Linked DNA regions of Homo sapiens: region 2 is linked to region 1. A link is a loop called in an ENCODE intact Hi-C map of the cell type or tissue named here. Cell type or tissue: heart right ventricle. All regions are shown on one strand. Links, peaks and the distances in the headings refer to the core of each region. The heading gives the core; the rest is flanking DNA. Region 1 overlaps RABGAP1L (RAB GTPase activating protein 1 like). Region 2 overlaps RABGAP1L (RAB GTPase activating protein 1 like).

Region 1 (12,487 bases), core at 1,555-9,554:
GTTGAGGCTGCAGTGAGCCATGATCACACCACTGCACTACAGCCTAGGCAACAGAGCAAGACATTATACCCCCAAAAATAAATAAATAAAATTTGAGCCTAGTAGTTGTTGTCATTTGCCACTTTTCTAGACTAAATCATTATTATAAGCTATACCATATTACTGACATGTTTTGATTAATGTAACAAATGCTTTTCCAGCTTAACATTTTTCACAGCTTATTTTGATATGGAATTTCTCTTAATGTTATAGTAACATCTAAAAATAGTTTTATTTAGATAAATTTCTTTAAAATGTATAGTACAAATAACATCTTTGTTAGATCTGTAACTAAGAGGCAATAAATTTGAAGCACACTCCATATGAGAAATTGTAAAGCCAAACTAACAAAATCGTGATTACTTTGGGATGACACAGTGTCATGAAAGTCAAGAGGAGAGTATCATGAAGACTGAAAAGTGATAGCACTGAATGCTGCTGTTCTTTTAAAGATGAAGGTTCAGCTATCAGAGCAGGAACCTAAGGGCAAAATCTGAAATTAATAAATCAAGAAATAGCAATATAAGCATATGGCTATTTAGGAATAATTATTACTATTAGATAAGAAGTTGCTTCTGGAAAGAGGACTCATGACAACAATGGAATCATGGGCTGTTTTGTGATACTGGATTTTTAAATCATGAAGCATGTGTTATATTTTAAGCCAAAAAAAAAAAAAAAAAAAAAAACTGGGGAGGGATCTTCGTGTTGGTAGGATTCGTTTTCCACCTTTAAAAATTTAGGTAAGGAAAGTGGGATAGAAGCCAGACTTTAAGGAGACAAGAAATGGAAAGGAAGTAGAACAGCAGCCATAGACTAGTTCCTCAAGAAGCTTGACCTGAAAGAGTTATGTATCAGTTAAAGACCATGAGATAGAGGAGGGTAATCTGCTGTAAGTTATAACTTACACAGTTTGCTGATTTTTATCATGAATTAAAAATATGTACTTGTTTAAACGTTGCACTGCCATTTACCATTTGCTAAGTAGATGCATAAGAACATTGAGGCCAAAATTACAGTCCCAGGAGCCTCAGTTTCACTGTGGAGTTTTCCCTCAGCAAATGTTTGCTTTTGCTTGTCCTTTTTTCTTAGCTAACCTTGGTTTCTAGATCAAGATGATTTTCCTTCTTTGTTTTCACACAGCATATTCAATTGCACCACACTCTTTTTAATCACAATTCTTTCTGATGGGTTTTTGATTGGATCCAAATTTGCAGGCTGGGCCCTGAGAATCTAATTCAGTCTGTTGCAGTACTTCTCAATCATTTTAGTCTTAGAACTGCTTTATATGCTTAAAAATTATTGAGGGCCCTGATAATTTTTGTTTTTGTAGGTTTTGTCTTTTGACATTTTCCATATTAGAAGTCAAACCTAAGAAATTTTAAAAATGTTCTTTATTTAAAATAACATTATTCATCCCATTATATATTAATATAACATTTTTCTGAAAAAGTTACTATTTTCCAGTATCAAATAATTGAAGAAGAGTGTATATTTTTTCCAATTAAAAAAATTCTCTTAGCAATTTTCAATGCGTTGTTATTTACTATAGTCATGGTTTTGTACAACAGATCTCTTGAATTTACTCCAACTGAAATTTTGTATCCTATGAAGTAGTTACTATAATTACAGATAATCAGGAAAATTGACAAATATTAAGAACAACTCTCATTCATTCAAAATATCCACCACTTTTGGGAAGTAAAATTATCTGCTCTTGTAATAAAATTAGATAAAATCTTAAAATCAATTAGATAGTACTTGAGCTATTACAGCTTTGAAAATGTGTGTCCCTGTGTTTGTGCATGCACACACACTGAAGTATAATTTATTCAGAAACAGGGCTTGTTCCCACTTGGCAGGAGTGTTGATTTTCTAGCTTATCTGCAGTTTGAGGTAATAAGTCTAACAAGTTTTGGGAGATCTTAAGTATTATACTGTAGTTTGAAGACTGATTTGTTACATTTGCAAATTGGTTGGTTTCCACATACAGACCTTAATACACCTACCTGTGTTAGTTACTTTCTAAATGTTTGTTATTGCTACAACCATACTTACGTGTTTCATTGAATTACAAGTTCCTTAAGAACAGTGATGGTATTTTAAAAATCAGGAGTAGCCCACCATGACTAGGTATATGGTATTGAAGTGCTCTCTGCATATTTACTGACCCATAGTTGGTAGATAAGGGTTACTATAAATAGAAATAGTCCGCCTTATTGCCGATAATGGTGGTAAAGGCATAACTCTGGAAATTATTTTTATTTTTAAAATAAAAATGATAGAATGAGCACTCTATCTTAAGTTGGGTCCTACTATGATATTTGTAACTTAGATCACTTGGAGACATTTCTTAGGTACCGGCTAATTATTTGTTAATCAAAATAGGAGCCAAGCTTCTAATAGAAGTGTGTAAAAAACAGTAATAATGATAGTTCCTGGAAAATCACTTGCAAATATTCAACTGCAAAATAAACTTAAGAACTTTTATTAACAATATAGATTATTATGAAAGTCAAGGGATGAAAACTGAAGCTCTACACACACACACACACACACACACACACACACACACACACACACACGCTTTGAGATAGGGTCTCGCTCTGTCACCCAGACTAGAGTGCAGAGTGGCACAATCACAGCTCACTGCGGCCTCGACCTCCTGGGCTCAAGTGATCCTCCTCCCTCAGCTTCCTGAGTAGCTGGGACTATAGGCATATGCCAAATACATCTATACATGTAATTTCCAGAGTTATCCCTTTACTACAATTCTCACCAAAAAATACAAAAATGCGACTAATTTTTGAATTTTTTGTAGAGATGGGGGTCTTCCTATGTTGTCTAGGCTGGTCTTGAACTCATGGCTTCAAGTGATCCTCTCTCCTTGGCCTCCCAATGTGCTGGTATTACAGGTGTGAGCCACCATGTCTGGCCCTGTCTTTTTCAATATTAATTTGAAGAACATCCTTGAATCAATGACTATTACTTGAATATAAAGGCCAAATTTAGAGTTTATCAAGACTCAATAGATAATTACAGTAGATAATATTTACTGAGTACACACTGTGTGCCAAGCACTGTGATACATACTGTATGCATTTTCACATTTAATCCTCAAAACAAGTGTGTTATAATTAGGGCTTAGCAAGGTTTAATAACTATTCCTAGTTAAGTGGCAGAGCTGAGAGTTGAACCCAAGAATTTGAACGGTGATTTTTAAGAAATTATTGATGTTGGGAGGCTGAGGCAGGAGAATCGCTTGAACCCAGGAGGCAGAGGTTGCAGTGAGTTGAGATCGTGCCACTGTACTCCAGCCTGGGTGACAGAGCGAGACTCTGTCTCAAAAATAAATAAATAAATAAATAAATAAATAAATAAATAAATAAAATAAATTATTGATGCTTTGAAACGTATGTTGTTAATATAGTCCTGTATTCAAGTGTTAGCACACAATTATTTTAAAATGTGGAGCTCATCAATTATTCCAAAGAGAAACTTGTTATAAAGTCCCTAAAATTTCACTAAGGGGAAAAGCTCAGATACAGACGTGAATAATATTTCACTAAGATATAAGATTATTAGCATGAATGAGATATTATGGGGATGCAATGTAACTTAACCATATGTTATTAAAAGTGTTTTTATTACATTGATGAGTTATACATTCATGGGAAGTATTTATTTCATATGTTTTGTAGGGAGAAATTTAAAAGGATTTGGTTAAATCATTTTGAGGACATAATTTGAGAGAAACATACCTTTTGCAATATTTTTATATCCCTGAAAATTTTTTGTTAAAAGACTCCATCTTTAAGAGAGCTAGAGATTCTCTCCTGGAAAGTGACTAGACCAGTGATAAAACATTATAGATCTGGAGTGAACAAATTATATCACTGCAGTTCTAGGGGGGCTATTGATATAATTTCTAGAAAGGGAAGTTTAAAAAATGCCTGTATCCATAGAAGTAGATTCTGTAGAAATACACTGTAGAAGTACCTGTTAAACTTCTCCCTTCCTTATTATGAGGTAAAAAAATCAACTATAGCTATTGAATGTAAATGCTATTTGATTATAGTAGACTCTTCCAGATGTACCCCATTCTACTCAGTACATCTGTTTCTTTCACTAAGCAATGTGTTCCACTCCTGAAGAATGTTTGTCTTTAATGTATCACATTGAAATTCCTTCTTATTATTTTATACCTTTACACAGTTGATATTGTTTTGGTTGTTATTTTGCATTGACATAGTTCTTTATATTTTCAGTGACATCGTTCTTTATATATGCTTGTTAACATTTGGCAGTTAAGCATATTACTAAGTTTCTTTTTAATGTTTTTAAAGCTAGTTAAGAGTTTTAGGAAAAATATTTTCTGGTGTCAATGGATACAGAAGGTTAAATCATTTGTCTTTGTCTTGAAAGACTTAATCAGAATTGATATCATTATATCAGTGGTTTTCAACCATGGTCGTACATTAAAATCGCCTAAGGGAAGTTAAAAGCAAACAAAAATGCGCATTAAAAAATGAAAACCAGAAAACAATGCCAGGACCTGAGATTCTGGTCATCTGAGATTCTGATTTAAGTTGTCTGGGACAAGGTCCAGGCAAGAGTATGTTTAAATTACTGCCCAGGTGTTTCTGATATGTGACCAGGTTTGACAGTCACAGGATTGAACTATCCGTATAAAGCCTCCCTCAGTATCTAGGGGGGATTGGTTTCAGGACGCCCACAGACGCCAACCTCCAGGATGCTCAAGTCTCTTATATTAAATGGTGTAGTATTAACATGTAATCTACACACATCCTCCTGTATACTTTAAATTATCTCCAGATTGCCTATAATACCTAATACATTGTAAATGCTATTTAAATAGCTATTAAGTGTATTTTTGTTTGTATTTTTATTGCTGTATTGTTATTTTTTTCCTGAATATTTTCAATCACTGGTTGATTGAATTTGCAGATGCAGAACCTATGGATTGGAGGGTAGATTATATTCTGTGTTCATCTCCTCTTGGGTGTTAAATATACATTTAGTACAGCCATGTTGTACAGTTCAAGGAGATGCTGTTCACATTGTGTTCTATATGAATGGCACTTCCTTCAGGAATGAATGGTGCCTTCTGGAAGTTGGCTGCTAGTTGTATAAATAAGCTAATGGCTTCAGTAATTGCTGTTAGAGGAATATGCATTATGGCAGTAGCCTTCTTCACTTCCGGCGTACAAATGATTGCCTTGACAGTCACTCTCTATTTAAAACTGGTCAGATGTATATAACAGCAAGACCAGAAAAAGTTTGTATTTTACAGTAGCTGAGGATTTCAAAGTTCCCAACAGGAATGATGGGAGCTGTGTATGAAATTAAAATTTGCTTGAGGTTTCAGAACTAAGAGCATGGGAAATGGTTCAGTATAATTTTTTCATCATTGCTGTTTATGGAAGTATTATGGAAAGCTGATTGCATTAGGCAGGGTTCCCTAGAAAGACAGAACTAATATATATATACACACACACACACACATACACACACACACACGTTATATATAATATATATGTATATACTTTTTGTTTGTATTTTTGTATAAACTCCCATGTGTAAATATATATATATACACACACATACATATATATATACACACACACACACATATATATATATTTATGTATATGAGTTTATTAACTTACATGATCACAAGTTCCCACAACAGGCTGTCTGCAAGCTTGAGGAGCAAGGAGAGTCAGTCCAAGTCTAAAAACAGAAGAACTTGGAGTCCGATGTTTGAGGGCAGGAAGCATCCAGCATGGGAGAAAGATGTAGGCTGGGCGGCTAGGCCAGTCTCACCGTTTTATGTTTTTCTGCCTGCTTTATATTCGCTGGCAGCTGCTTAGATTGTGCCCACCAGATTAAGGGTGGGTCTGCCTTCCCCAGCCCACTGACTCCAATGTTAATCTCCTTTGGCAACACCCTCACAGACACACCCAGGATCAATACTTTGCATCCTTCAATCCAGTCATGTTCACACTCATTATTAACCATAACATTTATCTTTCTAAAATAGAACAGGAAAATATCCATGATTATAAAAAGAGATGCCTCATTAAATGCTATTAGAATAAAGAATACATGGTACATCTATTGAGTCTCTTGCTAACATGACAAACATACATTGCTAACTGTGCGTAGGTTCTTTACATTTTAATTAATTATCAGTGATGTAAAAATCACTGGCCTTTAACAACAGTTTGATTTCAAACCCATTAAAGAGGCTAAGGCAAAAATGTGGCTTTAGTCTCTCAGCCCCATTGTGTATTCTTTACTGTGGTGAATATCAAAACAGCAGTTAATTATAGTAGTACCATTTCTGTTCTTCATTTCATTATCTCTGTCTTGCACTATTATTTTTTGTTGCTGCTGGCTATACAGCATCAGGCCTGGCACCAGCGAAGTATGAACACAATGCCAGCACTGCATTCAGCACAAGAATAGAAAGGCAGATGGCAGATTTTACTATTTATAGTTGTAGCCAATCTGCCTGAGGTGAGCCCTGCCGAAATGGTTCTTATCAAGAATGTTTTCATTTATTAAAGGGATAGGAAATGAAAGCCAAATAAAAAGCCTCAGTCCTCAGGACTCTGAGAGCAAAACTCTTGCTATAGATTGCAAAGCAATTCCAAGTATTGACTAGATATTTATGAACTAGAAAATTATATATTTAACTCTCTAGTCTCAAAGTAAAGACTTCAGGCCAGCAGTGACTTCACAGCAGAACTTGAGGAATTCATTGTTCAGTGAAGTTGTGCTGCCATAGCAACTGATGCAGAGTGAATTTTAATTATTAAGATCAAAATAGGCTTATGATAAAAACTATTTAACAACATCAAATATATAAACTGAATTGTTTTTACTTTCTCACTAATCATTTCTTGACTGCTATAGAAACAGCACAACATAACTCTACTTCACATTTGATTCTTTATATTGTTTTAAAAAATTCATTGTTTGAAACTCCAGTAAATATTTTAGAATATCAATTAGTATGTTGAGATAAACATTGTGTTCAAAATTAAAATGGCGTGTGAATAATCTAGCTTTCTTATCCTCTAGACATCTGATTTAAAAAGTGTTTTAGTCTCGGCTGGGCATGGAGGCTCAGGTCTGTAATCCCAGCACTTTGGGAGGCTGAGGCAGGGAGATCATGAGGTCAGGAGATTGAGACCAGGCTGGCCAACATGGTGAAACCCCGTCTCTACTAAAAATATAAAAATTAGCTGGGCATGGTGGTGCATGCCTATAGTCCCAGCTACTTGGGAGGCTGAGGCAGGAGAATCGCTTGAACCCAGGAGGCGCAGTTTGCCGTGAGCTGAGATTGCACCACTGCACTCCAGCGTGGCGACATAGCGAGACTCTGTTGCAAAAAAACAGTGTTTTAGTTTCAAGAACATATTGTGGTGATAACTAAAACACCGTATTGAAGAACCCAGGTGGTTCATGTAATCTGAAATATAGCAGTGAGTTATGATAGTGGCTAATAAAATTTATATTCCACAGAAAATAAAAACCTTAATTATAGGCTAAAGAAATTAATTTGATTCAATCATAGTAATTAAAGAAAAATATTTTGATTGGATGTATTGGAATGTAGCAGATTATTTAGTAATATTCTAAATTATTGCAAAGCATCTGTTCATTTTAAATCATGGTAAAATCTGTCATGTGAGTTTATTGATTTTATTTAAATGAAATGATTAGTTGATTGGAAATTTTCATTTTTTCAATGGCTTATACTTTGATAGAAGAAGCTTATAGAAAACTAGTTTTGGAAAGGTACAGCTACAATCTAAATTTAGAATCAGATTTTTTGCTTCATGAATTTTATGTTCCTTTTCAAAATATAGCAAAAAAGCAAAAAGGACTTCTGGTTAGATACAAAGATATGCAGATAGCTTAGGTCTTTCCCAATGACCCTCCAAAAGTAAAGAAGTTTTTAAATAAATAAAATTGCAAGGGCAAAGAAAATTAGCGTGGAGATAAGTAATAAAATTTGGAAGCTGGAAGGCAGGTGGATGAGTGCTAACTAATTTAGACCTGAGGAATCTCAATTATAAGTTTGTAGTGGGGAAAACTGACAAAAATCTGATGTATATATCAGCATCTTATACAACTCAGAAATTGGAAACACTAGGGCCTTTTGGAAGTAGGAGTTAAAGTGGTGGCTGGGTGCGGTGGCTCACACATGTAATCCCAGTACTTTGGGAGGTTGAGGCGGGCGGATCAGGAGGTCAGAAGTTCGAGACCAGCCTGACCAACATAGTGAAACCCCATCTCTACTAAAAATACAAAAATTAGCCAGATGTGGTGGTGCGCACCTGTAATCTCAGCTACTCAGGAGGCTGAAGCAGGAGAATCCCTTGAACCCAGGAGGCGGAGGTTGCAGTTAGCTGAGATGGTGCCACTGCACTACAGCTTGGACAACAGAGCGAGACTCTGTCTCAAAAAAAAAAAAAGTAGTAGTTGGTTTTCAAGATCCCATCCTCCTCATACAGCTAGGCCGTCATACAGTAAAGCCTCTCCTACTTGGCAGAAGACTAAAGGCATATATTCTGTAGAGGGTAAAATATAGTTGCCAGGACTGTGGATATTGCAGAACAGCAGAAGGCAGAGGGCAGGTGTATAAGGCCATTCTTGCATTGCTATAAAGAAATACTTGAGTCCAGACACAGTGACTCAAACCTGTAATCCTAACACTTTGGGAAGCCTAGGCAGGTGATCATGTGAGCTCAGGTGTTCGAGACTAGCCTAGGCTATATGGCGAAACCCCATCTCTACAAAAACTTAGCTGGGCATGGTGGCATGTGCCTGTAGTCCCAGATACTCAGGAAAGCTTAGCTGGGAAATTCACTTGAGCCCGGGAGGTTGAGACCTTGTCTAGAAAAGAAAAGAAAAAAGAAGAGGGGGAAGGAGGTGAGGGGAGGGAGACGAGGGAAGGGAAAAAAAAGAAAAAAGAAAAGAGAAGAAAAATACCTGAGGCTGTGTAATTTATAAAGAAAAGAGCTTTAATTGGCTTACAGTTCTGCAGGCTGAACAGGAAGCATGATGCTGGCATCTGCTTAGCTTCTGGGGAAGCCTCAGGAAACCTACAATCATGGCTGAGGTGAAAGGGGAGCAAGCATGTCACATGGCCAGAGCAGGAACAAGAGAGAGAGGTGGGAAATGCCATACATTTTTAAAGGATCAGATCTTATGAGAACTCACTATTGTGAGGATAGCATGAAGAGGATGGTGCTAAATCATTCATGAGAAATCTGCTCCCATGATTCCATCACCTCCCACCTAAGCCTCACCTCCAACACTGAGGATTACTTTTCAACATGAGATTTGGGCCAGGATACACATCCAGACGATATTAGCTGGTGAATAGTAGATTGAATCAGAGATAGTACATGGAATTTTTGCCTGTTGAGTGTTGAGACTTCAGTCTTCTGTTAGCCCTCAGCATATTGGTAATCAAGTATATATAATCAAGGCAAGAGACCAGAAGAGTTTTCTATGCCAAATTTAAGAAGTCCAAGAAAGAAAGACTTACAAATTCCCTGGGAGTTCCCCAGGGATATAGCTCAGTCACATCATCCTTCAATGAACACAACTGTCAACAAGCCCTGTCCGTTCTACTGGCCTTCCACTTAGCTTCCACTTAGCCCTATTCTTAAATATGAGCATACAGCCAAATATCATTAGGCATTGGAAGACAGCATTTGACTTTTTTTTAGAGACCAAAACAAAAAAATAAAAACAACTTGAATAAGACTATGCAGGGAAGAGGGAAAAAAACAAACATAAAAAGAAGCTAAACTAAAATTAATATCTGGGGAGATGATAGAAAATGAAACAAAATGAAGATTTTTAAACATTTCTTTTATTGATTCATAATATGTTATGTATTTATGGGGTACATGTAAGTATTTTTACATGCATAAAATGTGTAATGATCAAGTCAGGATATTTAGGGTATCATCACCTTGACAATTTATCATTTCTATGTTTTGGTAACATTTTAAGTCCCCTCTTCTAGTGGTTTTGAAATATATGATAATACTGTTGTTAACTATAGTCAGTGTAGTCTAATATCTAGTGTTAGAACTTATTTCTTCTATCTAGCTGTAGGTTTGTACCCATTCATTGACCTCTCTTCATTTCCACCTCCCACCATCACGCTCTTCCCTGCCCCTGGTACCTCATTCTATTCTCAATTTGTGTGAGATCAAGTTTTGTAGCTTTCACATATGAGTGAGAACATATGGTATTTATCTTTCTCTACCTGGGTTATTTCACATACCATAATGACCTCCTGTTACAATCACATTGCTGCAATGACAAGATTGACTTCCTTTTATGGCTGAGTAGTCTTCCATTGTATATATGTACAACATTTTCTTTATCCATTCATCTGTCAATGGACAGTTAGGTTGATTCCATATCTTAGCTACTATGAACAGTTCTGTGATAACATGCAAGTACAGGTATCCCTTTGATATACTGACTTCTTTTCCTTTGGACAGATAACCAGTAGTTGGATTGCTGAATCATATGGTAGTTCTATTGTTGTTGTTGTTGTTGTTGTTGTTTTTTTAAGAAATCTCTATACCGTTTTCCATAGTGGTTGTACTGATTTATATTCCTACCAACAGCGTATAAGAGTTTCCTTTTCTCCAGATCTTTGGCAGCATCTGTTATCTTTTGTTTTTTTAATAATAGCCATTCTACCTGGGGTAAGATGAGAACTCTTTCTGGTTTCGATTTGCATTTCCCTAATGATTAGTGATGTTGAACATTTTTTTATATACCTGTTCGTCATTTGTATGTCTTCTGTTGAGAATTGTCTATTTGTGTCATTTGCCCACTTTTTAATGGGATATTTGTTTTTTCATTCTTGAGTTCCTTGGATATTCTGAATATTAATCCCTTGTTGAATGAATAGTTTGCAGATATTTTCTCCTGTTCAACAAGTTGTCTCTTCACTATGTTGATTATTTCCTTTGCTGTGCAGAAGCTTATTAGTTTAATATAGTCCCCTTGTTTATTTTTGTTTTAGTTTTTTGTGCTTTTAAGGTCTTAGCTGTAAAATCTTTGCCTGGACCAGTGTTCTGAAGTAATTTCACTATGTTGTCTTCTATTAGTTTCATAGTTTTGGGTCTTACTTTTAAGTCTTTAACCCATCTTGAATTGATTTTTGTATGTGATGAGAGATAATGGTCCAGTTTCATTCTTTGGCATATGGATATCCGATTTTCCCAGCACCATTTATTGAAGAGTGTGTCCTTTTCCCAGCATATGTTCTTGGTGCCTTTGTCAAAAATCAGTTAGTTGTAAATAGGTGGATTTATTTCTGTCTTTTCTATTTTGTTCCATTCGTCTTTTTGTCTGTTGTTGTGCTATTCCCATGCTGTTTTGGTTACTATGGTCTTGTAATATAATGTGATGTCAGGTAGTGTGCTACCTCCAGCTTTGTTCTTTTTGCTCAGGATTGCTTTGGCCATCCTGGCTCTTTTTTGGTTCCATAAACATTTTAGAATTCTTTTTACTAACTCTGTGAAAAATTACATTGTAATTTTATAGGGATCGAATTAAATTTTAGATTGCTTTGGGCAGTATGGTCATTTTAACAATACTAATTATTCTGATCCATGAGCATGGGTTGTCTTTCCATTTGTTTATACCCTTTTCAATATTTTCCATCAGTGTTTTATAGCTTTTTTTGGTAGAGATTTTTCACCTTCTTGGTCAAATGTATTCCTAAGTATTTTATTTTACTTTTTAGCTATTGTAAATTGGATTTCCTTGATGCTTTTTTGGCTATTTCATTATTGGTGTCTAGAAATGCTTCCGATTTTTGTTTGTTGATTTTGTATTCTGCAACTTTACTGAATCTGCTTATCAACTCTAAGAGATTTTTTGTTGGACTCTTTTAGTTTTTCTAAACATAAGATCATGTCATCTGCAGAGAGGGACAATTTGACTTCCTCACTTCCAATTTGTATGTCTTTTATTTATCTCTTGACTGATTGCTGTGGCTGGAACTTCCAGTACTGTGTTGAATAGGAGTGGTGAAAGTGGGCATTCTTGTTTCATTTTGTAGAGGAAAGGCTTTCAACTTTTTTCGGTTCAGTATATGTTAGCTATGGGTTTGTCATTTATGGTCTTTATTATTTTGAGGTATATTCCTTCTATGCCTAGTTTGTTGACAGTTTTTATCATGAAGGGACATTGAATTTTGTCACACTTTTTTCTGCATCAGTTGAAATGATCGTATGGTTTTTGTCTATCATTCTGTTGATGTGATGTATCACACTGATTGATTTGCATATATTAAATCATCTTTGGATCTCTGGTATAAACTCCACTTGATCATGATGTATTATTTGATTTTCGTTTCCCTGATGATTAG
Region 2 (12,487 bases), core at 1,484-9,483, 54 kb before region 1:
AAAAGACCTCAGGGATTTCTTATAGAGATAATTTGAGTGACAAGGTATATTGTTTCCACGTTTTTATATACCCACCAGCTTGCCCTTCCATAATTGGCACCTTTTAATTTCTGACAATGTTGTAAAAGGATGAGTTATAGCAAATCATTATTAACTTATCTCAAATGTTTCTAATTCTCATCCCTTTCACATAATTAACTTCCTTTTTTTCCTCCTCATTCATTTAGTTATTTTTATTTTTAATTGTCAAAGAAATAGTTGCTCATAAAGGAAATTTAGGAAATGTTTAAAATGATAAAAAAGAGACTAAATTACGCATAGTTCTCTACCCAAATATAATTAGGTGTGATGATAATGACTGTTGATTTTGGTTTTCTTTTCTTCCATTTCCCCCCTATGGATTAGGGCTTTTTCTAAAGGATTTTTAAATATGGGTATTTATAACTTAAACATTTTTCCATATTATTGCATATTGTTTATGAACATTTTTATAAATAAGGCTTTTCCACATTTAGTATTATTTTCTTACAATTTTTAAGGAAGAAATACTGAAGCAAACAGTGTGAAGGTATTTTAAGATTATTTATGTATATTGCCAAATTGGTTTCCCAAAGGAGTGATCCAGTTTATCTTCACACTAATAATGTATCAAACTATGATGATTCATTGCAAACTTGCTAGCATCAATTCTACATTAATAAATAAATTAAAGGAATTTGATTTTTTACTTATTTCTTCCTAGCCCCTATAGGGAATTTGTTTAGTTCTTTGCAATTTTTTTTCTTCCCTACACTAAAACAGATAGATAGATAGGTAGGTAGGTGGGTAGGTAGGCAGATGGATGGATGGATGGATGGATGAATTAGGATGGATCTGCTGAGCCTCATTTAAACCAAATTGTCTCAAATTCTTTATTTCAGAAGTCTTTAAGCTCAGATAATCTTCTCACTATTGTTATCTCACAATTTACTCTGTGCTACTGCTGCTTTGTTGTTTAAGAACACTGAATTCTGTCAGTGCTGTTCTCCCATTATTACTGCTATCTTCAGCATTGTCTGTTTCATTGTATCTTGTGTGTGCCACACAGCCACCTAGATATTGCGTTTGAGAAAGGTTTCGAAATTTTTTTCTATTGTATTCTTCTGCCTTTGTTGCAGTGATAATCTCTACTGGCCTTTCAAGGTAGGGGAGGATATGTTCCTAAGCAGAAAATTTTGAGGCCTGTGTCCTTGAAGAGTTTGTGAACATCAAGATTTCAGTAGTTAAGCACTGACCCCAGGCCTGGTATTGATACTTAGGATTTCCCTAACCTGCAGAACCATGGGAATAGTATCCATAGTGGTAGAGCTGTGGTAAGCAAATCAGCTTTTACGTTAGAAAAGTCACACCTGGTGTGATTGTCTAACAAGCAAGCATGCTTGCAGGTCTGTACTGTTTCTCTTCTTTATGTCTTTTACATCTCTCTGGTTCCTCAGAGTGCTTTGTATATAGTGGCTACTCAATTATTTGTTGAGCCAAGTACAGAGTGCTCTCTGTATAGTAAGTCATCTATTTCTTGAGCCGAATTGAATTTAATTGTCAGAGTTAACAGTAGTTCTTGGGTCTCTTCCAGTAGTTCTTTCACCTCCAGCTCACTTGAGGGTATGGTTGGACTGAAGATTACTTCAAGATTATTTTCCCCAGTGCCTTGCTGTTACCAACTGGGGAAGCTGTGGAAAAGAATATTTTAGGAGAGTTGAACGATGATTTAATATACCTATCATTTAATATAGCTTCCCACTTTAATTGAATTTTTCCTTCCAAAATTGACATTCAGTGGACTTATAGGCTCTTTTTGAATATGCGTCTTAAAGGGGGGTGAATACACTTTGGGGTAGCTCAGGTTTTTTCCATAATGTTTATTTATATTCAGCTGAAATGAATATATTTTTGGCTTATTCCCATTGTGATTATATAGGAAGAATGAGAATTTTTGTTTTACCCAAGAACCTTCTGTATACCTTAGTAAAAGCATTGTTTCTGTCCAGGCTTCTCTTGGTCTTGAACCATTCTTGTAAAATATGGTTTTGAAGCTCATCACCAACTTTTCCCTGACTATGCTCTAATAATACTTCTTTTAATGGTGCTCAGGGCTGAATAAAATGTTACGTGTGTGATATGACTAGTAACAGATGAGAGCGAGACTATCATTTTCCCTTGGTTTATAAACTATTCTGCTATTTATTCAGGCCAGAAATAAATTACATATTTTGGTAGTTATAGTTTATCCTTTAATATATCAAGTTTGTTTTCAATAAATCTATACATCTGTTTTACACCTGCTTAATTTATATTCCTTCTCCATATATGTACAATGGTTTTTTTAAACAAATTTTACATTGTTATCTCCCTTCAACTTCATCTTGTTAGAGTTGGCTCAGTTTTTCCAGCATTTCTGAAACCTTTGTTCCATTTCTAATACAGTCATTAAACTTTTGACTTCTGCAAATGTGATATACATTTTTTTTCAACTTTTATTGTAGGTTCAGGGGCTATATGTGCAAGTTTATTACTTGGGGAAATTTCAAGACACTGAGCTTTGGGGTAGGAATGATCTCATCACCGAGGTAGTGAGCATAGTACCCAATAGGTAGTTTTTCAACCCTCATCCCCTTCCCTCCTTCCTCTAGTGGTCCCCAGTGTCTGTTGTTCCAATCTTTATATTCACATGTACCAATGTTTAGCTCTCTCTTATAAGTGAAAACATGTGATGTTTGGTTTTCTGCTCCTGAGTTAATTTGCTTAGGATAATGGCCTCTACCTACATCTGAGAACAGGAACAGATGCTTCTCAAAAATTCTCAAAAGAAGACATTTGTGCAGCCAAAAAACACATGAAAAAATACTCACCATCACTGGCCATCAGAGAAATGCAAATCAAAACCACAATGAGATACCATCTCACACCAGTTAGAATGGCAATCATTAAAAAGTCAGGAAACAATAGGTGCTGGAGAGGATATGGAGAAACAGGAACACTTTTACACTGTTGGTGGGACTGTAAACTAGTTCAACCATTGTGGAAGTCAGTGTGGCGATTCCTCAGGGATCTAGAACTAGAAATACCATTTGACCCAGCCATCCCATTACTGGGTATATACCCAAAGGACTATAAATCATGCTGCTATAAAGACACGTGCACACGTATGTTTATTGCGGCACTATTCACAATAGCAAAGACTTGGAACTAACCCAAATGTCCAACAATGATAGACTGGATTAAGAAAATGTGGCACATATACACCATGGAATACTATGCAGCCATAAAAAATGATGAGTTCATGTCCTTTATAGGGACATGGATGAAATTGGAAATCATCATTCTCAGTAAACTATCGCAAAAACAAAAAACCAAACACCGCATGTTCTCACTCATAGGTGGGAATCGAACAATGAGATCACATGGACACAGGAAGGGGAACATCACACTCTGGGGACTGTTGTGGGGTGGGGGAGGGGGAAGGGATAGCATTAGGAGATATACCTAATGCTAAATGACGAGTTAATGGGTGCAGCACACCAACATGGCACATGTATACATATGTAACTAACCTGTACATTGTGCACATGTACCCTAAAACTTAAAGTATAATAATAATAAAATAAAAAAGAAGACATATGTGTGGCCAACAAAGATATGAAAAAAATAACTCAACATCACTTAGCATTAGAGAAGTGCAAATCAAAACCACAATGAGATACCATCTCACACCAGTCAGAGTGGCTATTACTAAAAAGTAAAAAAAATAATAATAATAACAGATGTTGGTGAGGTTGCAGAGAAAAGGGAACACTTATATACTGTAAGTGCTTATTTTATAACATCTAATTTGATATAATCCAGATATTTGGATTTTTCAGATGAGAATAATTTATTTTCTAAGCTTATACTACATATTGGATTACAAATTTTTTAAAGGCTTTCTGTTTACCCATTTAGGAACCAAAGTATAATTTAATATATGATTATTTGATAGCATTTACTATGAGAAATGTTACCATTTGTGTTCCATAACTACACTTAAAATATGGAAATATTTTAATACAGATACCTTTAGCATTTGGGACATATCTTGCAGAGAGATTTTCAAGAATGCCTTTTAGTGGAGATTTGTGAAATGAAAGATAGTAAACCTTTGGGGTTTATTGCAGTTCTGCCCAAGGACAAATGAATGAATGGATGACTTTTCAAAGTAATCCTTACAAAGTTATAATTTGTGATGCTTTCCCCATCCTTAATTAATTGTTCTCTTTAACTACTTTCACAGAAAGCCCATCTACTCTCAGGAATTAAACTATCATCCTTTTGCCAAGTATTCCAAAATAGAACTCTTCAAATCTGGCCTTGTACCTTTTCTCCAGGAGCATATACTATGCTGCCTTCAATGAGCCTTCTTATTCTGGGGTTTTCATAAAAATTGAAACCTGAACAATTTCAAAGGAAAATCATTATTACCATTTCTTATTCCTTACACTGCTCATCTCTTTTTTTGTTGTTGTTTTGTTAATGTCATTAGTACCACTGCCTTCTTATATTTCCACTTTATAGCCCTGTCTGTTTAATAAATGTTAATTGAAAAAAAGACTACCTGGATTTTTTTTCTTCTACCTTAATCACTCTTTCATTTAGAATCCAGTTTATACACTTCATTCTTCACTGTCTTTTAAGATTCTTTCTCTGGGTAACCAGATCACTTTTTTTTTTGCTTCTTCCATAGAAAGATTACCTTCTTTTTTTGAATCTTTATGTATAGTTTTATTATATTCTCTATGTGCTTTGAATGATAGGAACTTTAGGTTAACTGATAACTTATGGATACAGCCTCCTACCATGGCTAAAATTCCTTTCATAACTAGCAAGGTAGTCTCTTCAATTATTATAAAGTTCTGTGACTTAGAAAATACTTCCTAATTAATGAGCCCCAAAATCTTCCTATTGATCCTATTGACATAGGATCAAATGTCCACCATTTGATCCCATGTCATATCTCTGTGGAAACACAGAAATAAGTCTCCCTTTATGATGTAGCTTTTCTGGCACATGAAAACTACTGTTATATCTGCCTTCTCTTCTCAGATTAAACATCTTTATTTCTTTAACACATTGCTAATTCATTCATTCAGCGAATATTTATTGAGCATTTTTTTTGAGGCGGAGTCTCGCTCTGTCACCCAGGCTGGAGTGCAATGGTGTGATCTCAGCTCACTGTGACCTCCGCCTCCCGGGTTTGAGCAATTCTCCTGCCTCAGCCTCCAGAGTAGCTGGGACTACTGGTGTGTGCCACCATGCCCGGCTAATTTTTGTACTTTTAGTAGGCTCTGGGTTTCACCACATTGGCCAGGCTGGTTTCGAACTGCTGACCTCAGGCGATCCACCCACTTCGGCCTCCCAAAGTGCTGGGATTACAGGCATGAGCCACCATGCCCGGCCTATTGAGCGTCTTTTGTGTGCAAGTCATTGTTTAGGTATTTGGAATCTGGTGAACAGGAATGATAAACTCTTTTCTCATAGAGCTTACATCCAAATAGAGATAAAAAGTATTCTATATTAAGATGCCAGCAAGTAAAAAAAAATAAGATAATTTCAGATTATGATTAATGCCATGAAAAGAATAGAACAGGACATCAGGATGGAGAAGTGATAGAGATGGGAGGCAGCTTCTCCATGAACTTTGGTTTACAAATATCTCATCATTTTGGTTGCCTTCCACCACAACAACATGCATGGACTTGGCACTTTTAACATATGATCTTATGGTGAAAGACTTCTGATCTGCTAATGTCCTCTGTGTACATAGGGAAGTATGGAGCTTCTTAGTTATGTGGGAGATGAAGCTGTCTGAACTACATCAGTGAGGGAACTATTAAAGAAGGAGACACAAAAATTTAGACCTTTTGCAGTTATCGTTAGCCGCAGTATTCTCTTGCTCAGTGTGCTCTTCTTACAGTGGGATGAGTAGTTGCCATATTTGGACAATGTGCTTCCCTTAGTGCAGCTCCACATGTAATCAGCTGTTCCAACAACAGGTCACCTTAGCTTTGTAGTGAACTTATTTAGGTCTAGATCTCACCTGTTTGGAACTTGGAAAATCAGTTTATTGAACATAGTTGCAGGGCTTTGCAGTTATTCCTTACTTACTCAGCACTTCCTTCTACTTTAATGTGATCTTTTTCTAATGTTTTTAATAGATTTAGAAAGCTTATGTTCCTTGTTGTCTTTAAAGTTAGCAAAAATGATGTATACAGAAGAGTACCTAGGCAAAACTTAGTAAAAAGCTTTCTTCTAAATTGATTTTTCTTTATTTAATTAGCACATTTTGAGTAAGGCCATAGGTCTACCTCAAACTGTACCTGAACCTGTTAATATCTAGTTCCCATTTTTTCCCCTTTTGTTTCAAATATTTTATAAAATGTTTGCTAAAGACAGTGAAGCATAGGCTGGGCATGGTGGCTCACGCCTGTAATCCCAGCACTTTGGGAGGCTGAGGCGGGTGGATCACTTGAGGTCAGGAGTTTGAGACCAGCCTGGGCAACATGGTGAAACCCTGTCTCTACTAAAAATACAAAAACTAGCCAGGCGTGGTGGCACACCCTTGTAATCCCAGCTACTCAGGAGGCTGAGGTAGGAGAATTGCTTTAATCTGGAAGGCGGAGGCTACAATGAGCCAAGATCACGCCACTGCACTCTAGTCTGGGCGAGAGAGCGAGACTTTATCCCCGCCCCCGAAAAAAGAGAGAGTGAAGCATAATGGTTTAGCCTGCCCTCTAGAGTCAAACTGAAATTTTTTATTCATCACTTGTTACCTGTGTAATACTGGGCATGTTACCTAACCCCTCTGACCGTTGGTTTCCTAATAATTGTATTGGCTTTATAGGGATATGTGAAATAATGATATATAAATCATCCCTCACAATGTCTGGCATATAGAAAAGTCCAATAAATGTTAGCAGTAGCAGCTGTAGTCATTGTTGTTCCTGGCCCACAGAAATTAAATATAGTCTATTTTGGGCTTTCCAGATCTAAAAACCCTTTAAATGCATGTGCACACACACAAATATATACACAGCTAGTTTTCTGCCATTTATTCTTAGGGATGGACACAGTAAAAACATCTTTATTTTTTACATCTTATATGCCATCTGTCTAGAATTTTACTAGATGAAGCATCAATGTTACCATCTCTGAAATCCATATGTTCTTATTGAAAGCTTAAAATTTGTCTTCTCTGTAGTCATTTATCATCTTTTCAGGGGTCTACAGTTTCTCAAAGATTAATAATACTACCAGATCTTCTAGTAGCTACTTTGATATTTCTTTGTTTGAGCCTAGTTAAAAAAAAAAAAGACATGGGTATGAGAGGCTGAAAATAAAGTTGAGAATTGCCTGGGTATTTCACTTAGCCATGATTCTCAGGTCTTTGTTAGACAAAGAGTAAAATTATCTATACCAGGGAAGAGAAATAACGTTTCTACTAAATAAATGTAAAAGTAACCACTAATAAATACTAAATAACAGAGCTACTGTATGACAAGTACTGTAAATATATATTCATGTTATATAATATGTTTAATCCTTTTAGCAACTCCTTTTCATAGGTGAGAAAATTGAGCATCAGTATTTAAGTATCTTGGTTATCACACTTCTACTAAGTGGCGGAATCTATAGAATTTGAATCCAGCTTTGTCTGACACCAAAACCATATCCTTTCTACCTAATATATGCTACCTCCCCTACTATTTGGCAGTTAACGTTATACTGACATGTATATTAAACTGAAACTATATAAAGAGAAGCTAATAAAGGCTTTTTTGCTATAGAAGATATTTCTAGAGTCAGAGAATTGATGAGGATCCATGAGTAAACTTGGCAAATTTCCCTCAATAGGAAAACGTTAGCATTTTAGAAATATTATAAAATCGTGAAATCTTAGGGTTGAAAGAAACCTTCTTGATTATAAGTTTTGTTTTCTGGTCACATAGCAATTATATATGGGATTATATTATAAAGAATTAATTTTATTATTGCTGTATCTGTAATATTTTGAGACTTAAGATAAATTATTGCTTTTGTTTACTTATTTATTTACCTTATTTACTTCTTTATACCACTGTATTTTAACAGTTTCTTTTATATTGTATAGTCTAATGGTTACACAAACATTTGTGTGTAACCATTAGGATAAACAAATAGAGATTTCAGAATTCTTCCACATGTAAGTGATGCCCTAGTACTCTAATTTATAATAGAGGGATTGTTATGGCTTATACTGAAATACTAGAAGAGAGTTTTGCTTGCAAGACGTGTATACACATAGGCTGATTTCATATTAAGTAATTCTGCTTTATTATAATAATTCATCCTGATCATTGTTCAATAATGGATTCACATTCTACCTTGGTTTTGTGATTGTGCTGGTGTTGTAGTATAAATTATAGTTATTATGCACTTCAAATTTAAATGTTATTGATAAGTAAAATTAAACACTTTCCATATGACAGCGTGGGCAGATATTTTTGTGTAGTATGAAACAGTGAATTTCAAATAGTAGTTAATTTCTTAAACTAATATTGAGCATTATATCCCTAAAGATAAAAAAGTTTAAACCCAGAGAAGAAATCATAGACACTACATCTATATCTACCTCTTTCTCTCTCTCTCTCTCTGTAAAATCATTCCAGTTTCTTCTGCTTAGAACAGTAAGTTCCATGGGGCAGGGACTTTGTCACTTTCCCCACTGTGTTTCTACCACCTAGTGCAGGATGCCATACGTGGTAGATGTTCAGTAAATATTTGGGGGCAGACTGTGTTGGCTTTGCAGATAAGTGTTATACTAAAAATGAGGGGAATATTTTTGCTTTTGAGTAGATTACACTGCTAATCATTTCAGAGTTTTGCTTGAATATTTCTGGGGGTTTATGTTTTTCCTGCTCTGAATTTCTAGATGCCATTAGCAAAATGTTTTATACAAAAGTTAAGAACAGAACGTTTATATTTGTGTTAAGTATATGCTTATGTGTATTTATGTTCATGTCTTTTTATCTATTAATAGAAAAGTGCAGCTGTTACTGTATTTTGTCTTATCAATTGCTAAGGGTTAGGTAAGTGTTGCTTTGATTTGTAGTCCCAGGTAATAAGTTTAAATCTTTGTGCTTATATATAATTGTATATGAATATATTGCTGACAAGGGAAATTATTTTGGTTATCAAATATCAGAAAGTTTCATATTATTGTCTGTATCTTTCTGATAACAAGGCCACTACTTTCTAGTAAATCAGGTATTTTCTCTGATGTTAATTAATCCTTTAAGCCACTAATCCAACATTTCTCAGAAGTATAAACGTGGACAGTTTACATCAGATTCACTGGTAATGCTTATTAAAATTACAGATTTTCAGCAACTACCTTAGTCCTCCTAAATCAGAATATCTACAATGTGAGTCTCTGAATTTGTGACAAGCTCTGCAGATGATTTCTCTGCAATCAGAAGTTTGAGAATCATAGTATGAAACTTTCCTGGAAGTGTCTTTGCCCTTAGGAGGGGTTCCATCCTGGAAGCTCTACAGAAAAAAATCCCTCACTATAAGCTCTCTGCCCATTTAAGTTCCAGAGTAGTCAGTCTTAAGACACTGATTGTGTCAGTTTGAATTACAACCAAAGGTGCATTATTTCCAAAAGCTGTTGGACTGGAACAAAACAAGAACATCAAAATTGCTCACTAGACCAATATTGAAAGCAGACAAAATGGCACTCAGTTCCAGTTCCTGACAACATCCCAGGAAATGTCTCAGCTGCCTTCACTGGGGATTGTCACTGCCAAAAATGCTTTACCCTTTAAAGCCTCGTGGGGAACTAGGCACTGTAGAGCTGAGCTGACTGGAGGAAAAAAAAAAAGTTCTACTTTTTTCAGGTCTACAAGAGCAGAGCTTTCTCTGGTACTATGAGAATTTCAGCCTAAAAATTCCTTGTATATGAGATCTTGACCATATGATCAAATCCTCTCTACAGCCATGACCCATCTTGAATTATTTTACCACTTGCACAGGGCTACTACTGCATTTTGCAGGGTTCCAAATGCATCTCCCCATCTCGCAGAATAGATATCATTCCATGTATTGATCCATCTTTTTCTCACTTCTCTATCATTAGCTATAAACTGATTTTGAATTTCAGGGTTTAAATCAGGAACTCTTACTTTCTAGCCCCTCAAAAGCCAGTTTAGAAAAAATGTAATTTTACATATGTACATTCTATGTAAATTTGTTTGTATCAGAGAAGTGGTAATGCTACCTTTTGTATACAAAGGTGATGATACTGAATTAAATTTCCAGAAGTAATGATGAGTTTTTATTCATGCATCCATGTTGTAATCTCTGGCCTTCCTTGAATTCAGGGGCATTCTAAAATGCAGTGTTTTGGCCTGGCATAGTGGCTCAGGCCTGTAATCCTAGCACTTTGGAAAGCTGAGACAGGTGGATCACCTGAGGTCAGGAGTTCGAGACCAGCCTGGCCAACATGGTGAAACCCCGTCTCTACTAAAAGTACAAAAATTAGCTGGATGTAGTGGTGGATGCCTGTAGTCCCAGCTACTTGGGAGGCTGAGGCAGGAGAATAGCTTGAACCTGGGAGATGGAGGTTACAGTGAGCCAAGATGGCGGCATTGCACTCCAGCCTGGGTGGACAGAGCAAGACTTTGTCTGACTGGAAAAAAAAAATCAAAATAAAAACTAAAATACAGTGTTTAGTTAGAGAACAGACCATACCAATTAATTTTTACATAAATTAAATCCATGACTTGCCTGGCATTTTGCCCTAGCCAAATTAACTAGCCTCAGAAGTTGGATTTTGCCTCTGTGTTTGTTTCATTTTCTCAGTCAAGAATTAAGAGTACTGACATTACATATTAAGCTTTTTTGTATCCCCTGGGGTAACTAACTAGCATGGTGGCTTATACATAGCAGGTATTTAGGAAAAAAAAACACACTTTGATTTACTGATATTGATTATGTTTCAATACAAGGGCAGTTCAGCTACTTTGCATGGACTTCTTTGGGAAGGATTTACTATGATTTCTATTTCTATATTCGTGTATGTTTTTGTGTTTGAGTTCAGTCATACTTATTACTTACCCATCTTCTTATTGAACCTCCCTTTTGATCGAATGTGATTATTGCATTGGTGGTATATTAGTTGTTTTGAAGAATTAATATTTCTTTCTAATTCAAGCCTATGATGTGACTCAGGCTGGTGATACAATGATGGTATTAAGACAATGTTCATCCCCTTCAACAGGGAAAGTAAAACTGTTCAACTTGCTTTTGAATACCCAGTATACCTGTTAGTAATTTATTTAGGAAGGTAATAGTCTCTTCATATATTAGAAATTTTGCCACATTAAGCAAAATCTTAGAAAAGTCAGTATTTATCAGAATTTAATATTAGGAAATCTTTTTCAAAGGAATTGAACATATCCAAATCGGAGCTAAATACTGTCACAAATAGCTCTAATTTTTTCACCTTCAAGCAAACCACATTCAGGTGTTAGCTATTGGCTCTGAAGTAGTTGTTCTATATACTATAGGTGTTGGAGGCCCCTCCTTGGTGGATTTTGAAACAGTAGAAACTCATAATGATTGCATTCTCTTAGGAATCTTACTTAATCTGGCTGCAGCGTGCAGAATTTATTTCAGGAGTCAGACCAGATAGGAGACTGTTATGGACTGAATGCATGTGTGTCCCCCTCTCCTGGCGTTCATATATTGAACCCATAATCCCCAATATGACTATATTTGAAAACAGGGTCTGTGAGGAGGTGATAAAGGTTAGATGGGGTCATAAGTGTGGGGCCCTAATTGGATAGGGCTGATTCCATTATACGAAGAGGAAGAGACATCAGAGCTCTCTCTACAATGTGAAGACACAATGGAGAAGTGTGTAATGCATGCTGTGTATAAGCCACCATGCTAGAGAAAGTGGCCGTCTGCAAGCCAGGAAGAGTCCTCACCAGGAATGGAATCAGCCAGCACCTTGATCTTGGACTTTCCAGCTTCTAAAACTGTGAGAAGTAAATTTCTGTTGTTTAAGACACCCAGCTGTATGTTTTTCTTGCAGCCAGGGCAGACTGAGACTGAGACAGAGACAGAGAACACTGTCATAATCTAAGCTTGAGGTGGTAAGGAGTGTGGCATCAGGAAAGACAGCAATGAGACAGGTATGGTGGGAAAGGAAAGAAAGTGGTATAAGAGAAGGGTCCATGGGACCTAGTGGCTGACAGCATGTGGGGACAAAGGATGATGTATATTATCTGTATTTCCCAAAGTGGGGAAAATTTTTTAAGTCCAATTTTGTTGAGGGTTCTGCCTTCCAGGCCCCCAGGTTTGGTGATTTGCTAGGACTAACAGGACTCAGCATATAGTCCTCATTGCTATATTTATTACGGTGAAAAGATAC

The links. Hi-C counts contacts between places; a loop is a spot of excess contacts. Peaks named below come from ENCODE experiments on the same cell type or tissue, not always from the same donor. Only the 100,000 strongest peaks of a DNase experiment are listed, where the experiment ranks them.
Region 2: it touches region 1 in a loop (2.1-fold over the local background); 2 of 110 quality-filtered maps call a loop at or near these places.

The regions. Positions count from the first base shown.
Region 1 is chr1:174,513,543-174,526,029 of GRCh38, forward strand. All of the region lies in intron 13 of RABGAP1L (RAB GTPase activating protein 1 like), which reads left to right. Among named protein-coding and RNA genes, the nearest start is that of GPR52, 72 kb to the left of the region's middle. In heart right ventricle, for the core only: no CTCF peak of the experiment used is centred there; a DNase peak (open chromatin) is centred at 6,489; H3K27ac peaks cover 1,713 bases.
Region 2 is chr1:174,460,031-174,472,517 of GRCh38, forward strand. All of the region lies in intron 13 of RABGAP1L (RAB GTPase activating protein 1 like), which reads left to right. Among named protein-coding and RNA genes, the nearest start is that of GPR52, 18 kb to the left of the region's middle. In heart right ventricle, for the core only: no CTCF peak of the experiment used is centred there; no DNase peak of the experiment used is centred there.